Linked DNA regions of Homo sapiens: region 2 is linked to region 1. The links are chromatin loops, found by intact Hi-C in ENCODE. Cell type or tissue: CD14-positive monocyte. All regions are shown on one strand.

The links. A loop is a pair of places that touch in the nucleus more often than their neighbours do. Peaks named below come from ENCODE experiments on the same cell type or tissue, not always from the same donor. Only the 100,000 strongest peaks of a DNase experiment are listed, where the experiment ranks them.
Region 2: it touches region 1 in a loop (4-fold over the local background); 8 of 110 quality-filtered maps call a loop at or near these places.

The regions. Positions count from the first base shown.
Region 1 is chr3:52,060,336-52,064,335 of GRCh38, reverse strand. LINC00696 (long intergenic non-protein coding RNA 696) reads left to right here. Exons shown (of 1, transcript NR_027331.1): 1 at 1-2,242. Among named protein-coding and RNA genes, the nearest start is that of LINC00696, 2.8 kb to the left of the region's middle. RefSeq lists an enhancer at 1,435-1,564. In CD14-positive monocyte, no CTCF peak of the experiment used is centred here; a DNase peak (open chromatin) is centred at 1,625; H3K4me3 peaks cover 977 bases; H3K27ac peaks cover 2,882 bases.
Region 2 is chr3:52,194,171-52,198,170 of GRCh38, reverse strand. ALAS1 (5'-aminolevulinate synthase 1) reads right to left here and starts at 11. Exons shown (of 12, transcript NM_000688.6): 1 at 1-11. It also overlaps the pseudogene ALDOAP1. RefSeq lists a silencer at 1-29 and enhancers at 170-389, 400-469. In CD14-positive monocyte, no CTCF peak of the experiment used is centred here; DNase peaks (open chromatin) are centred at 130 and 1,970; H3K4me3 peaks cover 883 bases; H3K27ac peaks cover 2,709 bases.

The sequences.
Region 1 (4,000 bases):
GGAGCCCTCTGGCTCCAGAGACTCTCACTGAGTGACTCTGGGCAGGTCATACAGAACAGGCTGAGGCCCAAGGAGGGAATGGAAGTAAGAGGCTTCTGGAATCATCGAGTATGGCAACGGAGGGCCAAAGATGTTTTGTTTTGTTTTGTGGGTTTTGTTTGCTTTGGTTTTTTGAGACAGCCTCTCGCTTTGTCGCCCAGGCTGGAGTGCAGCGGCATGATTATGGCTTACTGCAGCCTTTGCCCCTCAGGCTCAAGAAATCCTTCCACCCAGTGTCCTGAGGAGCTGGGACTACAGACATGCACCACCACACCCAGCAATTTTTTTTTTTTTTCCTGTAGAGATGGGGTTTCGCCATGTTGCCCAGGCTGGTCTCGAACTCCTGAGTTCAAGTGATCCACCCACCTCAGCCTCCCAAAATGCTGAGATTACAGGTGTGAGCCACCACGCCTGGCCCCAAACATGTTTAAATCATAGGACCATGTGCTCATGGCTGACAACACAGAAGAGTCTAGAAGTAGGCCAGGGTTCCAATCCTGGCTCTGCCACTTCCCAGGTGCCCACTGTGGCCCTCAGAGGATGAGTGGGTTTGGGGGACAGAATAAGAAGGTAGTCAAAGGCGAGAGCTGGGAGAAGAGGGTTTCAGAAGGGGGATCAGTGAGGGCAGAGGCCCTGCAGAAGGAGCCCGGGCTGGGGAAGTGCGGGTGAGAGAGTGAAAGCTGCTGGAGAATCCAGGACGAGGAGAAGAGGGAGGGGAGGGGTCACAGAGCATCGTGTAGACTCTATGCAGAGTGTAGACTCTATGCTGGGGACAGTGGGAGGCTGTGGAGGAGGAGAGGCTGCCTCCACCTTCTCAAAAGATCCCTCTGGCTGCTGTGTGGGGAATGACTGTCGGGATGGAGGCAGAGGCCTGGAGAGGAGGCACGGGAGGTGGTCTAGGGGAGAAGGGGGAGAATCTGGGCTGTGTAGTGGTGGCCAGATGGCTTCTGAAATTGAGTACTGGGATGGATTAGCCATCTCTGTCATGGAAGTGGAAAAGGCGTTTGGTAGCACGAATGTTCTGTGGAAGACAGAGCCCTTCTCTTTATGGGCATGCACAGCTGCCTGTCCTCCCAGTCTGTCTCCCACCCTGCTAGCGCTGGGCCTCCCCAGAGACGGGAAAGAGCTGGCAGAGCAGGGCTCCCTGTGGACTGTACTTGAGCCTGGAGGAGACTGGAGCCACAGTCAGAGCCAGCTGGGAACCCCTGGGCGCGGGAAAGGAGCTCTAGGTTTTTAGTCTGGAGCCCAGCCCGCTGCCACTGCTTGATTTGTGGCCATGGGCCTCAGTTTCTCCATTTGTCAAATGGGCTGGCAGTGCTCCCAGGGCTGATGCAAAGCCTGGATTCGAGGCCAGAAGGAAAGATGTTTTGAGACAGATGGGAGTGTGCAAGCCCATTAAGCCCAAGACAGCCTGTGTGGGAACTCATCACTGGGAGCCCAAGGCGGGCATCCACCCTCCCTGCAGACCGTCCTTCCCACTTGCCCATGTTTATGTGTTTCCTTCCCATCACCTGGGCCACCATGACTCACCCCAGGCCTGGTGGGTGAGTGAGTAACTGGCTGGGGCTGGAGCCAGGCCCTTGGGCAAGACACTTCCCTTCCTGGGCCTCAGCTTTCCTATCTGTAGAACGGCCAGACAAGTCCTGCTCTGCTCACCCCACTGGGGAATCCGGGGTGAATACAGGGCTGAGGATGTGAAAGCAAGAGGCTGCAATGGAGTGGGGACAAAGCAGGGTGTGGCCTTTCTGCAGGAACAGAAACCAGGCCCTCTCGACATCAGTCCCAACTTGGCTCCCAGCAGAGTTTTAAATGCTCATTTGCCTAGGCTGACCAGCCCAGCAGATCCCCATTGCTCTGAGGGGGGACCCCATGCCTGGGAGAGCTTGGAATGGAGGGCAGGGTGGGGCCCAGGACCTTGGTGACCTCATGGGAGATGGGACTTCAATGATGAAAGGGAGGCTAATCTAGGGGAAGAAGCCACAGAGGTGAAGCCCCACCCTAGACCCTGCAGGCTGAGGTGCCCTTAAGTGGGTAGAGGGTAGAAAATGCTGGACTTGGCCCGGTGCAGTGGCTCACACCTGTAATCACAGCATTCTGGGAGGCTGAGGCGGGAGGATCACTTGAGCCCAGGAGTTCGAGGCTGCTGTGAGCTGTGGCCAAACTACTGCACTCCAGCCTAGATGACAGAGCAAGACCCTGTCTCAAAAAAACTAATAATAAAAATAAAACAAAATGAAGTAAAATGCTGGGCCCCACAGGAAAGGATTAGGAGAAGGTGCAGACTGTTGCAATGAGGCAGGGAAGGCCTCCTGAAGCTGTGGCCCCTAAGAAGCTGGAGATGATTTCAGAGGGTGGGGGCATGGAATGAAGGCACATGTGGAGGCAGGGGCACTGTATCTGGCACACAGTGTAGGGAGCAAGCAGGAGAAAGTCAGGGTGAGCTGAGCTAGCGGTGGGGACAGGGAGGGCATAGCTGGTCTGGCTATGAACTAAAACCTAAGCAAATAGGTTTTAGCTTTCTTGCCTATGACAATCAGCTGGTCATGCCTGCTTGGAAGGGTTTTGAGACCAGGGCATGGCTCAGCAAGAAAATGTGCTGTGGTTGACTAGTAATGTCTGCCAGGGACAAAGCATGGAAGAGCAGTAGATGTGTGTCCTCTGTTTTCCATCCTTGGGCTGGCCCCTTGGGCTGTGATTGGAAAGGTACACCCTCAAGTGAGTGACCCCAGGGACTCCACGTGGAGAGGCTGGCCAAGGGCTTGCCCTGTCACTGCTGGGTGGGGAGCTCTGAGAGAGAAGAATTATGTTGGTCTGTGCCATCTGAGTCCCCCCTTCACTGTCCTGCACACTCCCTGGTATGGGGCAGGTGCTGAGAAAATGTCTGAGAATGAACAAGGAGGCTTCCCTCTTGGCCGGGCTCTCTCCTCCCTCTTCCCTTTGCCTTCTCCAAGCAGCCTTGGGGATTCCCCACAGATCTCCCAGGCCCTTGCTTCCGTCCTGCCATGTCTTGTGCTCTAATCATCCTGGGTGTGACCCACTTTTCTGCCAGGGCTACTTGCTCCCCCAGGCCCTGCACTCTCACCAGGTCTGCCCTGTACACCTGGGCAGGAGAGGGAGCAGATAAATAGGCATGTGGCTCCCCCACCCCAGAGCTGTCCCAGCTTTCCCACACTACACTGCCATTACCCAGGGCCTGGCAGGCCCCTGCTGGAAAGGCAGGGGTGGACCCCGGTTCCATCCAGAACCTGTTGCTATGGAGATACCAGCAACAGCCAATAGGACAATGTGAGCCTAGGTGACTAGAGGGCTGAGGGGAGAGGACCGTGCATCCCGCCAGCTTGGTAACCACCCCTCTGGAGGACATGTCTGTGGGTATCCCCCAATAGGAGTGGCGAGCGCCCAGATGTGGGTCTGGAAGCGTGTGTATCTACATACAACAGAGTGTGTGTGCACGTGTATTGTGTATTTTTGCACACATGTATAGGTCCTTATCTGTGTATTTCTGTACATACACTTATGTGCCCATGAGCATATGTGGTTATATGGGTAGGACTATGTGTGTTGGTGCCTGTGTTGTATGTATCCTTACATGTATATGTGTATGTGTGCAGCCAGGAGTTCTATACAGGGCAGAGGAGTTGCCATCCCTTCACAGTCCTCTCCTGGCCTGGCTTAGATGCTGCTGTCTGAACACCGGCCCAGGCAGGCACCCCACCAAGGGTTGGGGAAGAAGCTGTCCCAAAGTTCAAGGGCAAGCAGACCAAGTCTAGGTCTCAGCAGGCCTCCATCGGAGCACCTCTCCAGCCTGGTGGAGCTGGTCTGGGCAGAGGCTGGCTTACTCTCCAGCAACAGGCACCAGAGACTGCTCAGCCCTTGCTCATCCCTTACAGTGGGATGTGAGACAGACCCATAGTAGAAAGCTGCCTCCTTAGCTTAGATTTGTGCCAGCCTCCTTAGGACC
Region 2 (4,000 bases), 130 kb before region 1:
GGGAGCAGCCTCAGGCCGCGATCGCCGGCGCCTTAATATACAGCGGGAGTGACCGCTGCGCATGCGCCTTGGGCGCTGCCTTCTTCTGCGCAGGCGCGCCGCGTAGCCCTCGGCGAGCCGGGGGGGCGGGGCAGAGAGGCCCACTTCTTGGGCTCTGCGGATATCGGTGCTGCCGGGGATTCCCCGGCTCGCCTGCAGGGAGGAGGAAGCGCTAGGCGGTGGGCGGACGAGGTCTCTTTTCCCGACCTCATCCTGCACCCTCGTGCTGCCTCCCCACCAACTACCCTGGGCTTCAGAACCCTACGCCCCAATTGAGTATAAAATGGCAAGGTCGAGGCGAGGTGCCGCTAGGGCCAAGTTGGGGGCTACAGGGTTGTTAAGCTGGGTGTCTTGGACATGGAGGAAGAAGGAGATCCAAGGGGTTCTGGGCCGGGGTGTTAAGCAGGATCCATCCCGCCTGCGGCTTGCTTTGGAAACTGTGAACAAGGGCTTCCCGGAGGAGGTGGAGCTGGCTATATCGCCCACAAATGGAGTGGTCCTGGCAGGATGCGGAAGAAGCGGGACACTCAGCTGTGGCACTTTCTGGTCTAAGATGATCCAGAGGGGACAGAGGAACAGGGCTAGGGTGGAACCCATCCACTCCACAGCTCTGAGCACTTGGGGAGGAGGGGAAGGCACAGGGCCTGACAATAGTTAGCGTGTAACAAATATTAGCCACTATTTTTATTTTCCATCCAGGGTTGTCTGAAGCCCCTTGCTGGCCACCCTGGGCACCAGCAGGGTGGCTTAGGCCTCCATGCCAAAGGTCAGCGTTGGGCCATACCTCCATTGAGTTTCCCGGGTACAACACATAAAGTGTAGGGCTTGGCAAACCCGTCTCAGGAATGTCAGTCTGGCTTCCTTGCCCCACACCCTTCCCAGCTTGGCTTGGGCTGTGTTGGGCTGGGCCTGTGCCAGGCTCAGAGGTACTCTCCTCCATTCTTGAGGAAAGGGCCTTTGAGGGTATTCCTTTCCCAGCTGAGCATTAACAAGAGGGACAAAGTCCAGAATGATGGTGACCAGGGTGTGTCCAGGTACTTTGCATTTCTGTCTCTGAGCACCCAGCTGGCTGCAAGGCAGGTGAGGTGAGTCTCCACCTTCAGAGGAGGCACCTGGGTTCAGAGTGGCAGTGGGACCAGTCCAGGATGAGGGCTTTGGTCTGAGAGCTCGAGACCCAGTTCTGTGCCATTCAGCCAAGAGATCCTGGGCAGTGCCCATCACCCAGAGAAGATGAGAGAGAAAAGGTCAGCACTTGGACTTGGACCCAAGTGCAGCTGGAAGTGGGAACAGAATAAGGATGATATTGAGTGCTTTGCTCATCTTTGGGCCTTGCTTTCCTTATCTGGGCAATAGGATCATAATCCCTGAAATGCCTGCCTCACAGGTTGTTTTTGTTGTTGTTGTTATTTTGTTTGTTTGTTTGAGACAGAGTCTCCCTCTGTTGCCCAGGCCGGAGTGCAGTGGCACAATCTCGGCTCACTGCAACCTCTGCCTCCCAGGTTCAAGCGATTCTTCTGCCTCAGCCTCCTGAGCAGCTGGGATTACACCACCACGCCCAGCTAATTTTTGTATTTTTAGTAGAGATGGGGTTTCACCATGATGGCCAGGCTGGTCTTGAACTCCTGACCTCAAGTGATCACCCTCAGCTTCCCAAAGTTCTGGGATTATAGGCTTGAGCCACTGCGCCTGGCCCTCATAGGGTTTTTTTGGGGGTGATCAGAGCCAAAGCCAAAGCAGAAAGAACTGGATAGTGGAGTTGGGCATGGGTTTCAAACCCAGCTCTGAATCTTACTTGGCCATAGACTTGGGCAGGCCACAACCTCTTCAAGGCTTGGTTTCCTGATTTGTAAAGCTCTCCCGCCCTGCCACTTGTGGCTGGCAGGAGGGTCAGGTGAAGTCCTGTATTTCAGAGGCTTATTGTTTAAACCAGCCAGTCCCTAGCCCTCTGGGAGTTTCCTGTTTAATATAGAGAAAGATTGGGAAACAAGGCCGACTCACATGGAAAGTGAAATAGAGTGTTGTAAGCAACTCCAGATGGAGGAAGAGGAGGAGGCTATTACTCCAACAGGCGCTGAAAGAGGAGGATCCCAACCACGAGGAAGGCTTCCAGAAGAGAAGCGGGTGCTGGTTGGAAGGGTGGATCTACATGCGACTGGGAGACTGTGGGTGAAGCCTTGGATGGAAAAGGCTCAGCCCTGTGGGGGTGGCGGTTGGGGGGTCAGCGTGAGTCAGCCCAAATAGCTGGGCAACGGGAGTATGGTCAGGACCTGACGCCAAGAGGTCAGACCAGAAAGGCCCTAAATGAGCCACGGGGTTTCCCAGTGTCAGGGCCCAAAGAACCACCCCCAGGGTACCGGTCAAAATGCAGATTCCTGTGCCACACACCTTTGATTTTGACCCAGAAATCTGCATTTTAACCAGCTCCCCTTTCTGATGAGGTAAGGGTGAGGTATCTTGGAATATGTTTCTTGAGTGGTTCAAGGTTTGAGACCTTGAAGAGCAAGGCATAAGCCATGAGTTCTAGTCCTAACTCTGAGATCTTGAGCAAATTGCCTCATGCCTTAAATCTTAGTTTTTGTGTCTGTGAAATGAGAATGACCCCATCTGCCTCAGTGATGAGTCTGGGTGGGCACTATTCTGCTCCAGTTGTGATCCTTCGGGGCCTCTTCTTCTCCCCTCCGCCCCCTCCTCCTCTTCTTCTTTCTTTTTCTTCTTTTCCTTCTCCTTCTTCGCCTCTCACTCCTCCCTTGTCCTTCCCTCCTTCCCCATCTTCTTTTCCCTTTCTCTCCCTTTTTCTCTCTCCCTTACCCCTCCCTCCCTTTTCCCTCCTTCCCTCCTTCTCCCTCCCTCCCTTCCTTCTCAGAGCTACAGTATAAACTCATCTTATCACTCGCTCTGGCCCTGGGCAGCTGGAGTTGAGGCAAGGTCAGGCCCCATCCCAGGGATGACGCTGGGGACTTTTTTCCCTCCCACCCAGTCTGCATCATGGTCATCATTACCATCACTATCACCGTCCGGGGCTGCTGCACATAGTACCCACCCAATGGTCAAGGCAAAAGGAAAATGTCAACCCCAGCCCCTAGAATTCCCCCTTTTTATTCTGGGCCCCAGGAACTATTTTTATTTTTATTTTTATTTTTTCTCCCTTAAATAGCTGTTTATTAGCAATGTGCTAGAAAGGGTGATGGAGTTAGCATTCACAGACAACACACACCGCTGTCACGAGGGAGGCAAGCGCGCGGGCAAGCCAGCCTGGAGCCCCGAAGAGGAGTCCCCCTCTTCAAGAGAGCGTGGGAGGGGATGGGGCCTGGGGTGTTGGGGGGCAGCCTGGGAACACCTCCGCTTACTAGGCATGGTTAAAGATGAAGAGGGACTCACTGGCAGCAGCCCCAGCCTGACCGCTTGGAGTATACTTTCCTTGACAGGCGTGGCTATCTGCCAGGGCTCACTTGACATACTCCTTCTGCACAGCCTTCAGGTTCTCCTTCTTCCTGCCCCAGGCCTTCAGGGCAGAGGCCTGCAGGGCTCAGCTATATGAGAAGGTCAGGCCCCAGGGCTTCAGGAGGGGGCACTTGTTAATGGCATTGAGGTTGATGGACACTTCCTTGCTCTGGCCTCCAGACAGGAAGGTGATCCCAGGGACAGTGGGGGACACTGTGCAGTGCAGCACTTAGTTTTTGTGTCTGTGAAGTGAGAATGACCCCACCTGCCTCAGTGATGAGTCTGGGTGGGCCCTGTTCTGGCCCAGTTGTGATCCTTCTAGGCCGCTTATTCCCCAGAGTGTAGTGCTTGTGACAGTTGCCATGGCAATCTCCTCATGAGAAAACTTCTGGATGCAGGCATGGCCTGGGGTGACCATATTGGACTTCAGCAAGGTGCCTTCCAGGTAGATGTCATGGTCACTCAGAGCCTTGTAGAGCAGCCACACCTTCTCGGTTACATACTGGCAGTACTACAAGTC